Linked DNA regions of Homo sapiens: region 1 is linked to region 2. The links are chromatin loops, found by intact Hi-C in ENCODE. Cell type or tissue: heart right ventricle. All regions are shown on one strand.

Region 1 (8,000 bases), 340 kb before region 2:
CTCCCTCGAACTCTTGACCTTAAGTGATCCATCTACCTCAGCCTTCCAAAGTGCTGGGATTACTTCTAAATTCTCCAGACAAGTTTTGCCTCCAGATGGCCTGTTTGATGGTCAACATGTGGTCTTTGCTCCTTAGATTGCTCCTTATCTAAATTGCTCAGATAAGAACTTTTTGTCTCCGGGGCCCGTTCGCTCTCTCACCTTTCTTAGGGTCTAGATTGGGACCCCTTTCCAGTAACAATTTTACAGATTGGGAAACAGAGCCAGAGACAGGAAATGACTTCGGCAAGATCAATAACTAGTAAGGAAAGCAGCTCTGGGCTAGAACCGGGAACTCTTAACTTCCAGAGCAGGGTTCTTGCTGCTCTTCCCCAGGCAGTGCAACTTGTCAGGCTGCCTATCTGATCAGGGAGGGCTTGAGTAAGGCTGCTCCGGGGCTGGGAGTGGCCCACTCTCCAGAAGGACTGCACTAGGTGTGCTAGATGTGGTGGCTCACACCCGTAGTCACAGCACTTAGGGAGGCCGAGGCAGGTGGAGCGCTTAAGTCCAGGAGTTCGAGACCAGCCTGGGTAACATGGAGAAACCCTGTCTCTACAAAAATCATCTGGGCACAGTGGCCTGTGTTTGTGGTCCCAGCTAGCTCCTCAGGAGGCTGAGACAGGAGGACGGCTTGAACCCAGGGGTTTGAGGCTGCAGTGAGCCATGACCACACCACTGCACTCCAGGCCAGGCAACAGAGTAAGACCCTGACTCAAAAAAAAAAATGTCTAGCCCATTGCAGTGGCCCCTGATCCTAAGAGGTTGAGGCAGGCAGATCACTTGAATCTAGGAGTCCAAGACCAGCCTGGGCAACAAGGCAAAACCCCTCCTTCTCTACAAAAAATACAAAGATTAGCCCAGCATGATGGCATGTGCCTGTGGTCCCAGCTACTGAGGAGGTTGAGAGGGTAGGCTCGCTTGAGTCTGGGAGGTCAAGGCTGCAGTGAGTCCAGATGGCACCACAGCACTCCAGGCCAGGGACTGAGCAAGGTAACACATTATCATCTGTTTATTTAAGGCTCTGTAAACAGTGGTTGTGGGAGGGAGGGGGAGATTCAGGGACACTGTGAGTGAAAGACTTTTATAATAGGGTCTTTAGTACTGTTTGATCCTTTTTTTTTTTTTTTTGAGATGAGTCTCGCTCTGTTGCCCAGGCTGGAGTGCAGTGGTGCCATCTCCTGTCTCAGCATCCCAACTAGCTGGGACTACTGGCATGTCTTGGGGTGGGGGGAGGGGTCTCAAAAAAGAAAGAACTTACTGACAACAGTATAGGTTTGGAAAAGGAAAGTTTATTAGAAAGGAAGAACACTGCAGCAGAGTGCAGCAGGTGCCTCCACGGGAGGACTGAGTGCGCTGTGGTGGATTTTCCTTAGGAGCATGTATGGACCTTAAGGTGAGAGCTTAGGGTTGTAAAATGAGCTTCAGCATGGCATAGAATGTACAGAAATTTTACGTTGTGAGGGCAGAGCCCTCAGGAATGGGGTTGGTGCCTTTGTAAGGGAGGCCAGAGAGAAAGCCCTACCCCTTTCTACCATGTGAAACCACAGTGAGAAGGCATAGCTCATAAAGCAGGAAGTGAGCCCCCACCAGACACTGAATCTATAAGCACCTTGATCTTGGACTTCCTAGCCTCCAGAAGTGTGAGAAATAAGTGTTTGTTGAATTTTTTTTTTTTTTTAAAAAGAATGTATAGACATTTTAGTTACTTATAAAAGTTGAAAGAGGCTTGGAATCAGATGCCGACTTTAAATACTAGGGAAGTTTTTTTTGTTTGTTTTTTCTTTTGAGACAGAGTCTCCCTCTGTCGCCCAAGCTGGAGTGCAGTGGCCTGATCTCAGCTCACTGCAACCTCTGCCTGCTGGTTCAACCAATTCTCCTGTCTTAGTCTCCTGAGTAGCTGGGATTACAGGCATGCACCATCATGCCCGGCTAATTTTTGCAGGGAGGGTGTTTCATCATGTTGGCCAGGCTGGTCTCTAACTGTTGACCTCAAGTGATCCACCTGCCTTGGCTCCCAAAGTGCTCACAAAGTGTGTGTGATTCACCATGCCTGGCCTTTATTACTTCTAAATTCCCCAGGCAAGGAGTTTCGCCTCCAGATGGCCTGTTTGATGGTCAACAGGTGGTCTTTGCTCCTTGGATTGCTCCTTTTTTTTTTTTTTTTTGAGACGGAGTCTTGCTCTATCACCCAGGCTGGAGTGCAGTGGTTCGATCTCTGCTCACTGCAAGCTCCGCCTCCCGGGTTCATGCCATTCTCCTGCCTCAGCCTCCCGAGTAGCTGGGACTACAGGTGCCCCGCCACCACGCCCAGCTAATTTTTTGTATTTTTAGTAGAGACGAGGTTTCACCATGTTAGCCAGGATGGTCTCGATCTCCTAACCTCGTGATCCACCCGCCTCGGCCTCCCAAAGTGCTGGGATTACAGGTGTGAGCCACTGCGCCTGGCGGATTGCTCCTTATCTAAATTGCTCAGATAAGAACTTTTTGTCTTGGGGGGGGTGATTTTTGCTCTCCTCACCTTTCTTTGGGTCTAGATTGGGACCCCTTTCCAGTAACAATTTTACAGATTGGGAAACAGAGCCAGAGACAGGAAGTGAGTTGGGCAAGATCAATAACTAGTAAGGAAAGCAGCTCTGGGCTAGAATCGGGAACTCCTGACTCCCAGAGCAGGGTTCTTGCTGCTCTTCCCCAGGAAATGCAACTTGTCAGGCTGCCTATCTGATCGGGGAGGGCTTAAGTAAGGTTGCTCCGGGGCTGGGAGTGGCCCAGTCTCTAGAAGGACTGCACTAGGTGTGCTAGATGTGGTGGCTCACACCTGTAGTCACAGCACTTAGGGAGGCTGAGGCAGGTGGAACACTTGAGTCCAGGAGTTTGAGACCAGCCTGGGTAACATGGAAAAACCCTGTCTCTACAAAAATCATCTGGGCACAGAGGCCTGTGTTTGTGGTCCCAGCTAGCTCCTCAGTAGGCTGAGGTGGGAGGATGGCTTGAGCCCAGGGGTTTGAGGCTGCAGTGAGCCATGATCACACCACTGCACTCCAAGCCAGGCAACTGTTGGGAACAAGCCCCGCAAAATCTGGCCATAAACCGGCCCCAAAACTGGCCATAAACAAAATCTCTGCAGCACTGTGACATGTTCATGATGAACATAACGCCCACGCTGGAAGGCTGTCAGTTTACCAGAATGAGGGCAAGGAACACGTGGCCTGCCCAGGGTGGAAAACTGCTTAAAGGCATTCTTAAGCCATAAACAATAGCATGAACGATCTGTGCCTTAAGGACATGCTCCTGCTGCAGTTAACTAGCCCAACCTATTCCTTTAATTGCCCATCTCTTCGTTTCCCACAAAGGATACTTTTAGTTAATTTAATATCTGTAGAAACAATGCTAATGACTGGCTTGCTGTTAATAAATATGTGGGTAAATCTCTGTTCAGGGATCTCAGCTCTGAAGGCTGTGAGACCCCTGATTTCCCACTTCACACCTCTATATTTCTGTATGTGTGTCTTTAATTCCTCTAGCGCCGCTGGGTTAGGGTCTCTCTGACCCAGCTGGTCTCGGCAGCAACAAAGCAAGACCCTGACTTAAAAAAAAAAAAAAGTCTAGCCCGTTGCGGTGGCCCCTGATCCTAGGAGGTTGAGGCAGGCGGATCACTTGAATCTAGGAGTCCGAGACCAGCCTAGGCAACATGGCAAAACCCCTTCTCTACAAAAAATACAAAGATTAGCCCGGCATGGTGGCATGCACCTGTGGTCTCGGCTACTAGGGAGGTTGAGAGGGGAGGATCGCTTGAGCCTGGGAGGTCGAGGCTGCAGTGAGTCCAGATGGCACCACAGCACTGCAGGCCAGGCCACAGAGTGACAGAGCAAGATAACACATTATCATCTGTTTGTTTGCTTTTTTTTTAAGGCTCTGTAAACAGTGGTTGTGGGAGGGAGGGGGAGAGTCACACTGTGAGTGAAAGCCTTTATTTATTTATTTATTTATTTATTTGATAATAGGGCCTTTAGTACTGTTTGATCGCCTTTTTTTTTTTTTTTTTGAGATGGAGTCTGGCTCTGTCCCCCATGGCTGGAGTGCAGTGGTGCCATCTCCTGTCTCAGCCTCCAGACTAGCTGGGACTACTGTCATGCATTGGCTGGCTAATTTTTGTATTTTTAGTAGAGACGGGGTTTTGCCTGGCTAATTTTTGTATTTTTAGTAGAGACGGGGTTTCGCCAGGCTGGTCTTGAACTCCTGACCTCAGGTGATCCACCCGCCTTGGCCTCCCAAAGTGCTAGTATTGCAGGCATGAGCCACTGCGCCCAGCCTGAGTTGTGACACAACTCATTACTTTTCCAGTAGTGTGTGTGAAGCAAGTTGGCTGGGCTCTCTGCGTGCTCTCCAGCCCATCTCATCTTTTGCTCCTGGCTAGCCTACCCCTCTGCTTATGTGCTCCAGAATACCCCAGGATTGCTTTGTCTCTGCCCGTCTAATCCAGTTGCCTGCCTATCACACAGCCCAGCTCAGATCGCAGCCCACCTTGCCAAAGGATGAATGAGTCCTTCCCTATCTGGCCACCAGAGAGCAGCCTACACCTAGGACATGCCTTGGGTAGGCTGAGACGTTGAAGAGGCAGGCCACTTTGATCTGAAATGCTGAGGCTGCCAGCTGGCTTTGAGGTCCAATGCCCCCTCTACCCAAGGTTCCTGGGGCAGAAAGAAGTATAGTCCCATCCAGTGAAGGTGGTGATAGACTTGTCCCCTATCTCTACAAAGCTTGGGACTCCCCAGGCCAAGCATGCCAAGGCCACCCTCTCCCACACTGGTTCTAGGACCTCAAGATGAGGGGCATTTCCTGGACCAGGGCACAGACTCATCAGACAGATGTCTGGGGTCCTGGGGTTCCACAAGAGGGGGATCAGGGTAAAGGCACATCTCTTAAAAACAGGAGCAGCCGGGCGCGGTGGCTCATGCCTGCAATCCCAGCACTTTGGGAGGCCAAGGCGGGCGGATCACGAGGTCAGGAGATTGAGACCATCCTGGCTAACACGGTGAAACCCCGTCTCTACTAAAAATACAAAAAATTAGCCAGGCATGGTGGCGGGCGCCTGTAGTCCCAGCTACTCAGGAGGCTGAGGCAGGAGAATGGCGTGAACCCGGGAGGCGGAGCTTGCAGTGAGCTGATATTGCGCCACTGCACTCCAGACTGGGTGTCAGAGCGAGACTCTGTCTCAAAAAAACAAAAAACAAAAAACAGACAAACAACAACAAAAAAAAAACAGAAGCAAATGGCCAGGCACAGTGGCTCACGCCTGTAATCCCAGCACTTGGGAGGCCAAGGTGGGTGGATCACTTGAGGTCAGGAGTTACAGACCAGCCTGGCCAACATGGCGAAATCTCATCTCTACTAAAAATACAAGAAATTAGCCAGGCGTGGTGGCAGGCGCCTGTAGTCCCAGCAACTTGGGAGGCTGAGGCAAGAGAATCGCTTGAACCCCGGAAGGCAGAGGTTGCAGTGAGCCAAGGTCGCACCGTTGGACTCCAGCCTGGGCAACAAGAGCAAAACTCCGTCTCAAACAAAACAAAACCAAGCAAAACAAAACAAAAACAAAGAAAAAAACCCCCAGGAACAAGTGGATGCAGCCATCCTGTTCCCCACCCCCTACCACAGGGCTCTGGGACTTCCTGCACACTCCACAGCTCAGTCTTGGTCAGCCCATCTTTAGCTGGAAGGAGCCCAAGGCCACTAGATTCTGAGAACTCAGTCTAGCCAAGGACTCACTGGCCCTGCTTCCTCCCAGTTCATCAGAGAGACATGGGAGGAATTTCTTCCCAAGGAAGTCCTAGGCCACTCCCACTTTATTCAGATTATATGCCATAAAATTTACTAATGTAAGGCTGGGCGCGGTGGCCCACGCCTGTAATCCCAGCACTTTGGAAGGCCAAGGCGGGCAGATCACGTGAGGTCAGGAGTTCGAGACCAGCCTGGCCAACATGGCCAAACCCCGTCTCTACTAAAAATACAAAAATTAGGGTGTGGTGCCCCATGCCAATAATCCCAACTACTCAGGAGGCTGAGGCAGGAGAATCGCTTGAACCCGGGAGGCAGAGGTTGCAGTGAGTGAAGATCGTGCCATTGCACTCCAGCCTGGGCAACAAGAGTGAAACTCCATCTCAGGAAAAAAAAAAATTAGCCAGGTGTGGTGGTGCGTGCCTGTAATCCTGGCTACTCAGGAGGCTGAGGTGGGAGAATCCTTTGAACTTGGGAGGCAGAGGTTGCAGTGAGCCAAGATTGTGCCACTGTACTCCAGCCTGGGCAACAGAGCAAGACTCCATCTCAAAAAAAAATTTACCAATGTAAAGTGTACAATTCAATGGGTTTTAGTATATTCACATAATTGTGCAGCCATCAGCAGCCTAACTTTACATTTTCATCATTCAAAAAGAAACTCCATACTCCTTGGGAGTCACTCCCCATCATAACTCTCTCCCCAGCCCCATCTGGCAGCCAGCTCCTGGTATCCACCAAATCTGTGTCTATGGGTTTGTCTATTCTAGACATTCCAGATACACGGAATCATAAATTGTTGGTCTTCTGTGGCTGGTTTTTGAGGTCCATTCATGTTGTAGCATGCATCAGTACCTCATTCTTGTTAATTGTAGAATAATATTCATCATGCCCATCCCACCTTTTATGGATCCATTTATCAGCTGGTGGACATCGGGCTGTTTCCATTTTGGGGCTATTATGAATAATACTTCCATGAACATTTCTGTGCAAGTTTTTGTGGGTATGATTTCATTTTTCTTGGGGTAGATAAGAAAGTGGAATTGCTGGGTCTTACGTTAATTCTGTTTAATATTTTTTTTTGAGACAGAGTCTCACTCTGTCATCCAGGCTGGAGTGCAGTGGTGCGATCTCAGCTCACTGCAACCTCTGCCGCCCGGGTTCAAGAGATTCTCCCGCCTCAGCCTCCTGAGTAGCTGGGATTACAGGCACCTGCCACTGCGCCTGGCTAATTTTTGTATTTTTAGTAGAGACGGAGTTTCATCATCTTGGCCAGGCTGGCCTTGATCTCCTGACCTCATGATCCACCCACCTCGGCTTCCCAAAGTGCTCGGATTACAGGCATGAGCCACTGTGCCCAGCCAATTCTGTTTAATATGTTGAGGAACTGCCAGACTGCTTTCCAAAGCAGCTGCACCATTTTACATTCCCACCAGCAGTGAATTGGGTTCCAATTTCTCCTTGCCAACACTTGTAATTTTCTCATTTTTTTTGAGATGGAGTCTTGCTCTGTTGCCCAGGCTGGAGTGCAGTGGCGCAATCTCGGCTCACTGCAAGCTCCGCCTCCCAGGTTCACGCCATTCTCCTGCCTCAGCCTCCCGAGTAGCTGGGACTATAGGCACCCGCCACCATGGCCGGCTAATTTTTTGTATTTTTGGTAGAGACGGGGTTTCACCGTGTTAGCCAGGATGGTCTCGATCTCCTGACCTCGTGATCCACCCGCCTCGGCCTCCCAAAGTGCTAGGATTACAGGCATGAGCCACCGCGCCCGGCCCAACACTTGTAATTTTCTTATTGCCTTTTTAGTGGGTGTGATGTGGTATCTCATTGTGGTTTTCATTTGCATTTCTGTAATGACTAATGGTGTTGAGCATCTTTTCATGGGTTTATTGGCCATTCATATTGCTTACTTGGAGAAATGCCTATTCAACCCCTTTGCCCATTTAAAAAAACTGAGTTGTTTTTATTATTGGGTGTAAGAGTTACTTATATATCCTAGATACAAGTCCTTTATCAGATATATGATCTACAAATATTTTCTTCTATGAGGGTTGTCTTTTCAGTTTCTAGATTCTGATCTTTGAAGCACAAACCCTTTTTTTTTCTTTTGAGATGGAGTTTCACTCGTCGCCCAGGCTGGAGTACAGTGGCACGACCTCGGTTCACTGCAACCTCTGCCTCCCGGGTTCAAG
Region 2 (8,000 bases):
CGGCCCAGCCATTCCCCCACTGAGCTCCAGGACTTTCCCCCAACATTCTGCTCTGGGCCTGGCAAGGCTGCATGCGCACACAGGAGCCTTGGAGGACTCGTGGCACATCCTAGGCCAGCACCCACAAACCACTTCTGCGGTGGGGAAGGGAGAGCTATTACTTCACATCATAAGGCATCGCCGCAGGAAGCAACTCCGGAGACCATCTGGGTTCACTGTTCCATACTAATGAGGAAACGCAGCCTCCACAAGGTTGTAGAGGCTAAAATAAAAGAAAGAAAGAAACTGGGCTAGATTTTGGCTTCCTTCCCTCCCACTGCCTGGACTGGAGTTTTAAGGTTTTCCATCTTGGAGGCTGATGGGAGGGGCAGACCTCAGCTCCTCCTCAGTAGAGGCAGCACTGGATCCAGATGCCTCTGAATAGCTTCTCCATTCCATGTCCCACACCCAGGTCCTGGCTGCATACCCACCCGGCCCCCACCTCCGCCTGTCACTCCATCCTGTTAAAATCTTCCTGTGAAGCTGGGCACAGTGGCATGGGCCTATAGTCCCAGCTACTCAAGAGGCTGCGGTGGAAGGATGGTTCATGCCCAGGAGTTCAAGACCAGCCTGGGCAACACAGCGAGACCATCTCGGGAAAAAAAAACAAAAAAAAAAACCTCCCATGGTGGCCCCCATCGCCCACAGGATTAAGACCAATCAATTTGGCCTATTAGACCCTTTGACCTTGGCCCTCACCTACATGTGCAGCTACCTCTCTCCCCTTGCTTGAAAGAAGGCCTGGACTAAGGACCACGCCTCACCTCCCATCTAAGGGTTGTTAAGCACTGTCAACTCCAGGAGTTTGCTCAAGTTGTCCCTTCTATGTAATGCCCTCTATCCCGCTGCCCCTGATGTAAACTAGCTTTCATGCAAGGCCTTTGAGGACCCCCTACCAGGCCCACCCCAGGCAGAGTGACTGGCTCAGCTTTGCTCATGTGGGCAGTAGTCCTCTCCTTCACTGAACTATCATTATGCCTGAACTGCCTCCCACCTGGAATATGAGTTCCTTGGAAACTGGGCTAGATCCTGTGCACAATTGCCCCCATGCCCAGTGCCTGGTGTGGCATGCAGCAGGAGCTCAATAAAGAGGTTGTAGGCCAGGTGCCATGGCTCATGCCTGTAATCCCAGCACTTTAGGAGGTCGAGGCAGTCAGATCACCTGAGGTCAGGAGTTCAAGACCAGCCTGGCCAACATGGTGAAACTGTGTTTCTACTAAAAATACAAAAAATTAGCTGGGCATGGTGGTGTGCACCTGTAAACCCAGCTACTTGGGAGGCTGAGGCAGGAGAATTGCTTGAACCCAGGAGGCAGAGGTTGCAATGAGCCAATATCGTGCCTTTGCACTCTAGCTTTGGCAACAAGAGTGAAACTCTATCTCCAAAAAAAAAAAAAAAAAAAAAAAAAAAAAAAAAAAAAAAAGAGGTTGTGAATAAGAAGCTTGGGCCTGGAGATGACATGTGTTCTTCAATGCATGGCGGCTCACTCCGTGTTGACTGTAGAGTGGGACTACATTCCTCCCCTCCAGGTAGCCTGAGCCAGGGAGAAAGCTGGGGAGGTAGAAGCTTTCTATCAGCCTCTGGTAGAAACTGAGTTTGGTCAGGCACAGTAGCTCACACCTGTAATCCTAGCAGTTTGGGAAGCTGAAGGGGGAGGATGGCTTGAGCCAGGGATTTGAGACCAGCCTGGGAGTCCCAGTCTCTACAAACAAATTTAAATATTAGCCAGGGATTGTGGCATGCATCTGTGTGGTCCCAGCTACTTGGGTGGCTGAGGTGAGAGCATTGCTTGAGCCGTGGCATTTGATGCTGCAGTGAGCTATGATTGTCCCACTGCACTCCAGCCTGGGTGACAGAGTGAAACCTTCTCAAGAAAGAAAATAAAGAGGGCTGGGCGTGGTAGCTCACGCCTGTAATCCCAGCACTTTGGGAGGCCGAGGCGGGCAGATCACGAGGTCAGGAGATCGAGAACATCCTGGCTAACACAGTGAAACCCCGTCTCTACTAAAAATACAAAAAATTAGCTGGGCGTGGTGGCGGGCACCTGTAGTCCCAGCTGCCAGGAGGCTGAGGCAGGAGAATGGCGTGAACCCGGGAGGCGGAGCTTGCAGTGAGCCGAGATCGCGCCACTGCACTCCAGCCTGGGCGACAGAGTGAGACTGTCTCAAAAAAAAAAAAAAAAAAGAAAGAAAAGAAAAAGAAAAGAAAATGAAGAAAGAGAGAAGGCCAGGCATGGTGGCTCATGCCTGTAATCCCAGCACTTTGGGTGGCTGAGGCAGGCGGATCACCTGAGGTCAGGAGTTCCAGACCAGCCTGACCAACATGGAGAAACCCTGTCTCTACTAAAAATACAAAATTAGCCAGGCATGGTGGCGCATGCCTGTAATCCCAGCTACTCAGAAGGCAGAGGCAGGAGAATTGCTTGAACCCTGGAGGTGGAGGTTGCAGTGAGCTGAGATTGCGCCATTGCACTCCAGCCTGGGCAACAAGAGTGAAACTCCGTCTCAAAAAAAAAAAAAAGAAGAAGAAGAAGAAAGAAAGAAAGAGGGAGAGAGTGAGAGAGAGAAAGAAAGAAAGAAATGCAGGAAGGAAGGAAGAAGGAAAGAAGGAAGGAAGAAAAAAAAAGCGGGGGGGCCTGGTGCAGTGGCCCACGCCTGTAATCCCAACACTTTTGGAGACTGAGGTGGGTGGATCACTTGAGGTCAGGAGTTTGAGACCACCCTGGCTAACATGGTGAAACCCTGTCTCTATTAAAAATACAAAAATTAGCTGGTTGTGGTGGCGTGTGCCTGTAATTCTATTCAGGAGCTATTCAGGAGGTTGAGGCAGGAGAATCGCTTGAACCCAAGGCGGAGGTTGCAGTGAGCCAAGATGACCATACCACTGCACTCCAGCCTGAGCAACAAGACCAAAATTTAGTCACACACACACACACAGAAAAGAAAGAAAGAGAAATTGGGCTTGGTTTTGGCTTCTTACCTCCCACTGTCTAGGCTGAGTTTTCAAGGTTTTCCATCTCAGAGGCTAGTGGAAAGGGCAGAAGGGAGAAAAAAAGCTAGGGGGAGGGGGCAGCTAAGGAGCCTTTCCATGAAGGAAGAAGGTCCTGGAGCCTGACAGTCCCCAGGAGCAGCGACAAGAAGCAGGGGAGGGAGAGGACTGCTGCTGGCTGCTCCACCCCCCACACACATAATGTGGGGTCTCGCGTCTGCCTCTCTCCCGCCCCTAATTAGCAGCTGCCTCCCTCCATATTGTCCCAGGCCAGCGCCTCTTTTGTGCTCCCAGATTCCTGGGTGCAAGGTGGCCTCATTAGTGCCCGGAGACCGCCCCATCTCCAGGGAGCAGATAGACAGACAAGGGGGTGATCAGGGGCACAGTGATCCAACCCTGGCCTCTGAACGCCGCAGCGGCCATTCCTTGGGCCCAGCCTGGAGACGGCCCCCCTGCAGCAGGCTAATCTTAGACTTGCCTTTGTCTGGCCTGGGTGTGGACGCAAGTGCCTGTCAATTCCCCGCCACCTCAGAGCACTATAAACCCCAGACCCCTGGGAGTGGGTCACAATTGACAGCCTCAAGGTTCCTGGCTTTTTGAACCACCACAGACATCTCCTTTCCCGGCTACCCCACCCTGAGCGCCAGACACCATGAACCTTCCTTCCACAAAGGTAAAGATCCAGGGATGGAGGGGTGACTCACCATCCCAGAGAAGCAAAAAGAGTGCTTGCTCAGAGGGCTGGAAGAAAGGCCAAAGGTGTCTCCACTCTTGGTCTTTTCCTGGGTGTGCTCTGAGGCAGGAGCACCTGCCTTGGCTCACATTGGGTTGGGTGCTGTTTTGCTAAGAGCCTGTGTTTGCTGAGCTCTATGTGTCAGGTGCTCCGTTTGCACCTGTCATCTCTTGTCATCCTCCCAACAGCCTTGCAGAGTAGAAATTATTTCTAGTATACCCAGTTTACAGGTAAGGGAGCTGTGCCCTCTGAAAGGGCAGGAAACTGGTTCAAAGCAACGGAGTTCAGTCACTCCTGCAAGGGGGCAGGCAGATGAGAGAGCATTCTGGAGTCTTGCTAGTTCCTGATTTCCATGTGTTTCCCTGCTGTGGAGAGGAAGTTGGGGGGACTCAGTAGGGCCCGGGTTTTTCCCAAGTTTACAACTTCTGCTGCAGACAGACACTCCTGTTTTCAGGTGGAGTGGCAAGTGCCCTAGTGGTGGCACAGTGGCCTAAGTCTCCAGAGAAAAGGGGGATTCACTCTGCCCAGGGGGTCTCAAAAGGCTTCCTGGGGGAGATGCTCTGCTGGGTCTTGAAGGAGGAGCAGGGAAAGTAGGCCGATACCAGCAAGGGCGCAAAGCAAGGAGAACTAAGTGACAGCCAGAAAGGAGTGCAGGCTTGGAGGGGGCGCGGAGCCAGAGGGGCAGGTCCTGGGCGTGGGAGCTGGTGGCGGGCGCCGTGGGAAGACCCCCCCAGCGCCCTGTCTCCGTCTCCCTAGGTCTCCTGGGCCGCCGTGACGCTACTGCTGCTGCTGCTGCTGCTGCCGCCCGCGCTGTTGTCGTCCGGGGCGGCTGCACAGCCCCTGCCCGACTGCTGTCGTCAAAAGACTTGCTCTTGCCGCCTCTACGAGCTGCTGCACGGCGCGGGCAATCACGCGGCCGGCATCCTCACGCTGGGCAAGCGGAGGTCCGGGCCCCCGGGCCTCCAGGGTCGGCTGCAGCGCCTCCTGCAGGCCAGCGGCAACCACGCCGCGGGCATCCTGACCATGGGCCGCCGCGCAGGCGCAGAGCCAGCGCCGCGCCCCTGCCTCGGGCGCCGCTGTTCCGCCCCGGCCGCCGCCTCCGTCGCGCCCGGAGGACAGTCCGGGATCTGAGTCGTTCTTCGGGCCCTGTCCTGGCCCAGGCCTCTGCCCTCTGCCCACCCAGCGTCAGCCCCCAGAAAAAAGGCAATAAAGACGAGTCTCCATTCGTGTGACTGGTCTCTGTTCCTGTGCGGTCGCGTCCTGCCCATCCGGGGTGGCAAAGCGTCTTGCGGAGGACAGCTGGGCCTGGAAGCCCGGCTGTCGGGCACCAGCCTTAGCTTTTGCGTGGTTGAATCGGAAACACTCTTGGTTGGGGAGTTCCCAGTGCAAGGCCCTGGGGCACAGAGAGAACTGCACAGGTGCATGCTTGGATCGGGCCATGCGGGACTCCTACGATGCTCTGCTAGGCATTCTGTAGCGGGGACTTTACCCAGAGACGCGGAAGGGGAAGGAAAGCAAGAAAGGTTGCAGCGGTCGGGCGCGGTGCTCACGCCTGTAATCCCAGCACTTTGGGAGGCCAAAGCAGGAGGATCCCTTGAAGCAAGGAGTTCGAGACGAGCCTAGGCAACATAGTGAGTGAGACATCTCTCCAAAAAGTTTTTTTAATTAGCGGGGTATGGTGGGCGAGAGGATTGCTTGAGCCCAGGAGTTTGAGTTTGAGCCATAATTGGGCCACTGCACTCCAGCCTGGGCAACAGAAGGAGGCACTGTCAAAAAAAAAAAAAAAAGAAAGAAAAAGAAAAAAGAAAAGAAAGAAAGGAAAGAAAGGAAGGAAGGAAGGAAGGAAGGAAGGAAGGAAGGAAGGAAGGAAGGCAGGCAAGCTGCATAGAGCAGCAGAATCCAGCTAGGAAGGGGTGGGAGTCAATCCTGCTGAAAAGGCAGGGAATTTGAACTTCAACAATGAGTCATCCAGAATGGCTGCATCATGGGGTATAGGGTGTGGGGAGTGGAGAGGCTCAGGAAGGGACACAGTTACAGTCAGTGCAGCACAGCTCGCAAAGGCTCTCACAAATCATCGGGCTTTGCACTTTATCTTGTAGGTAACAGAGTCATGGGACATTCTTAAGCAGGGGCAGTACAAGATTTTACTGCAACTCCAGCCAAAGACACCTGTTACTGGTGTTCCCAAAATCCATATGTTGAAGTCCGTACCCGTGGCACTTCAGAATGTGGCTGTATTTGGAAATAAGGTCCTTCCAGATGCAATTAGTTAAGATGAGGTCATACTAGAGTAGGGTGGGCCTCTAATCCACTGTGACTGGCGTCCTTATAAAAAAGGGAATTGGAACACAGAAACACACACAGGGAGAACCCATGTGAACATGAAGGTAGAGATTGGCTCCTACAAGCCAAGGAACACCAAAAATTGCCAGCACCCCCACCCCCAGAAGATAGGGGAGAGGCATGCAACAGATTCTCCCTCATAGCCTTCAGAAGGAACCAACGCTCTTCACCTGACCTTGCTTGGACTTCTAGCATCCAGAACTGTGAGACAATAGGTTTCTGTTGTTTGAGCCACTCACTTTGTGGTACTTTGTTATGGCAGTCCTAGGAAACTAATATAACATCCAAAAGTAGAGACACAGGCTAGGCTCCGTGGCTCATGCCTGTAATCCCAGCACTTTGGGAGGCTGAGGCGGGCGGATCACTTGAGGTCAGGAGTTCAAGACCAGCCTGGCAAACATGGCGAAACCCCATCTCTACTAAAAATACAAAAATTAGCCGGGCATTGTAATGCACGCCTGTGATCCCAGCTACTAAGGAGGCTGAGGCGGGAGAATTGCTTGAACCCAGGAGGCAGAGGTTGCAGTGAGCTGAGGTCATGCCACTGCACTCCAGCCTGGGCAACAGAGCAAGACTCCGTCTCAAAAACAACAAGAACAAGAACAACAAGAACAACAACAACAACAAAAGTAGAGACACAGAAAAATGTGGCACTTCTTAGCAATCTAACATCCCAGATAATACCTAGCTCAGAGGGTGGGGAGAATTTAGCCTGCCCTCCTTGCCCATAGGGTTCCCACTTTCACTGCTTCAGCTGTTTTGTCGTGGGAAGCAGCCACCCTCAGCCACAGAACTCAGCTGCCTCAATTTTCTGCATAGGTAGTGAGAAAGTCCTGTGTCTAGTCTCACTTTGGTCCCTCTTGCTGCTGTACTGGTTCCATCTTGGAGAAGTTAGAGGTCAAAGTTCACATGTGCATCCTTGGAGATTTGCAAGCCATGACTCTGCCCACCTCGAAACTATCTTTTTCAGAGGTAGTTTCTCCCAAACTTGCCTCCAGCCTCTCTTCCACTTGAAGGGCAGCAGAGAGGAGGATTAAGACAGTAGGAAGAGGGAAAACAGGCAGGCAACTGCCCTTCAAGACACTTATTTTGTACCAAAGACATGCATTATGGTATTACATTCTCACGGTAACTGCATCAGGTAAGAATTATCAGCTCCATTTTACAGATGAGGAAAGTGGGCTTGGAGAGGATATCACACGATTGGTGTCTAGAGCTGGGACTCTACCTGGTGGACTCCAAAGCTCTTTTCATTCCACCATGCTGTGTCTCAGTAGGCAGAGTTCGCCAGGGTGTCTTGGGAAAACTGAGGCAGGAGGTAAGAATGGTGCTTTCTAGAGTTGGGGTTTCAAGCCTTCCCATTGTCCATTCTCTACCAGCAAACTAGCCTCTTAACCCTTGCTGTCTCACGCTGGAGCTACTGGCCTGTGGGTGCTGCGAAATATGTCAACTCCAGTAGGCGGCACTGTGAACCAGACACCAGCCCAGCGTGGACGCCGCGCGGGAAAACCCGCGAGGTGGAGCCACAAGGAGCAGCCAGGGAACCACGTGTGGAGGCGTGGCCAGCCTGGAAGAGGGCGGGTCTGTTATTCAAGCCCCGCCCATCATTTCAGGCCTCCCCTCCCGGTGGGCGTGCCCCGAATTCTCTCCCCGAGAGACACGCGTGGGCCGCTCCCCTCTGGGAGGAGGGCTGCCCAGAGGGGTGCGGGTGTCGCTAGCGGCCCCTCCCCGTGTGGGGCCACGTGGCGGGTGCGGGCCGAGCCCGAGGGGAAGAACCTGGCCCGTGGGGAGGTGGGGGGGACCGAAACGGCGCTGAGCCGAGCCGAGAGCTACGGGGTTCGGAGCAGAGGCAGCGGCAGCGGCAGCGGCAGTAAGAGGGAGGGGAGGAGGCAGGAGG

What was found. Hi-C counts contacts between places; a loop is a spot of excess contacts. Peaks named below come from ENCODE experiments on the same cell type or tissue, not always from the same donor. Only the 100,000 strongest peaks of a DNase experiment are listed, where the experiment ranks them.
Region 1: a loop joins it to region 2, with 3 times the contacts of the local background. A loop is called at or near these places in 10 of 110 quality-filtered maps.

Annotation. Positions count from the first base shown.
Region 1 is chr17:42,524,024-42,532,023 of GRCh38, reverse strand. No RefSeq gene overlaps it. Among named protein-coding and RNA genes, the nearest start is that of NAGLU, 8.2 kb to the left of the region's middle. In heart right ventricle, a CTCF peak has its summit at 4,594 (motif pointing right); DNase peaks (open chromatin) are centred at 4,603 and 5,723; H3K4me3 peaks cover 183 bases; H3K27ac peaks cover 4,376 bases.
Region 2 is chr17:42,181,045-42,189,044 of GRCh38, reverse strand. It overlaps KCNH4 (potassium voltage-gated channel subfamily H member 4), which reads left to right and starts at 7,903. Exons shown (of 17, transcript NM_012285.3): 1 at 7,903-8,000. It overlaps HCRT (hypocretin neuropeptide precursor), which reads left to right and starts at 3,593. Exons shown (of 2, transcript NM_001524.1): 1 at 3,593-3,700; 2 at 4,517-4,985. The coding sequence starts at 3,680. The coding sequence ends at 4,891. RefSeq lists enhancers at 4,017-4,818, 5,320-5,379 and silencers at 4,670-4,889, 7,472-7,747, 7,754-7,993. In heart right ventricle, CTCF peaks have their summits at 4,738 (motif pointing left), 7,373 and 7,573 (motif pointing right); DNase peaks (open chromatin) are centred at 4,784 and 7,654; H3K4me3 peaks cover 2,160 bases; H3K27ac peaks cover 1,442 bases; H3K27me3 peaks cover 523 bases.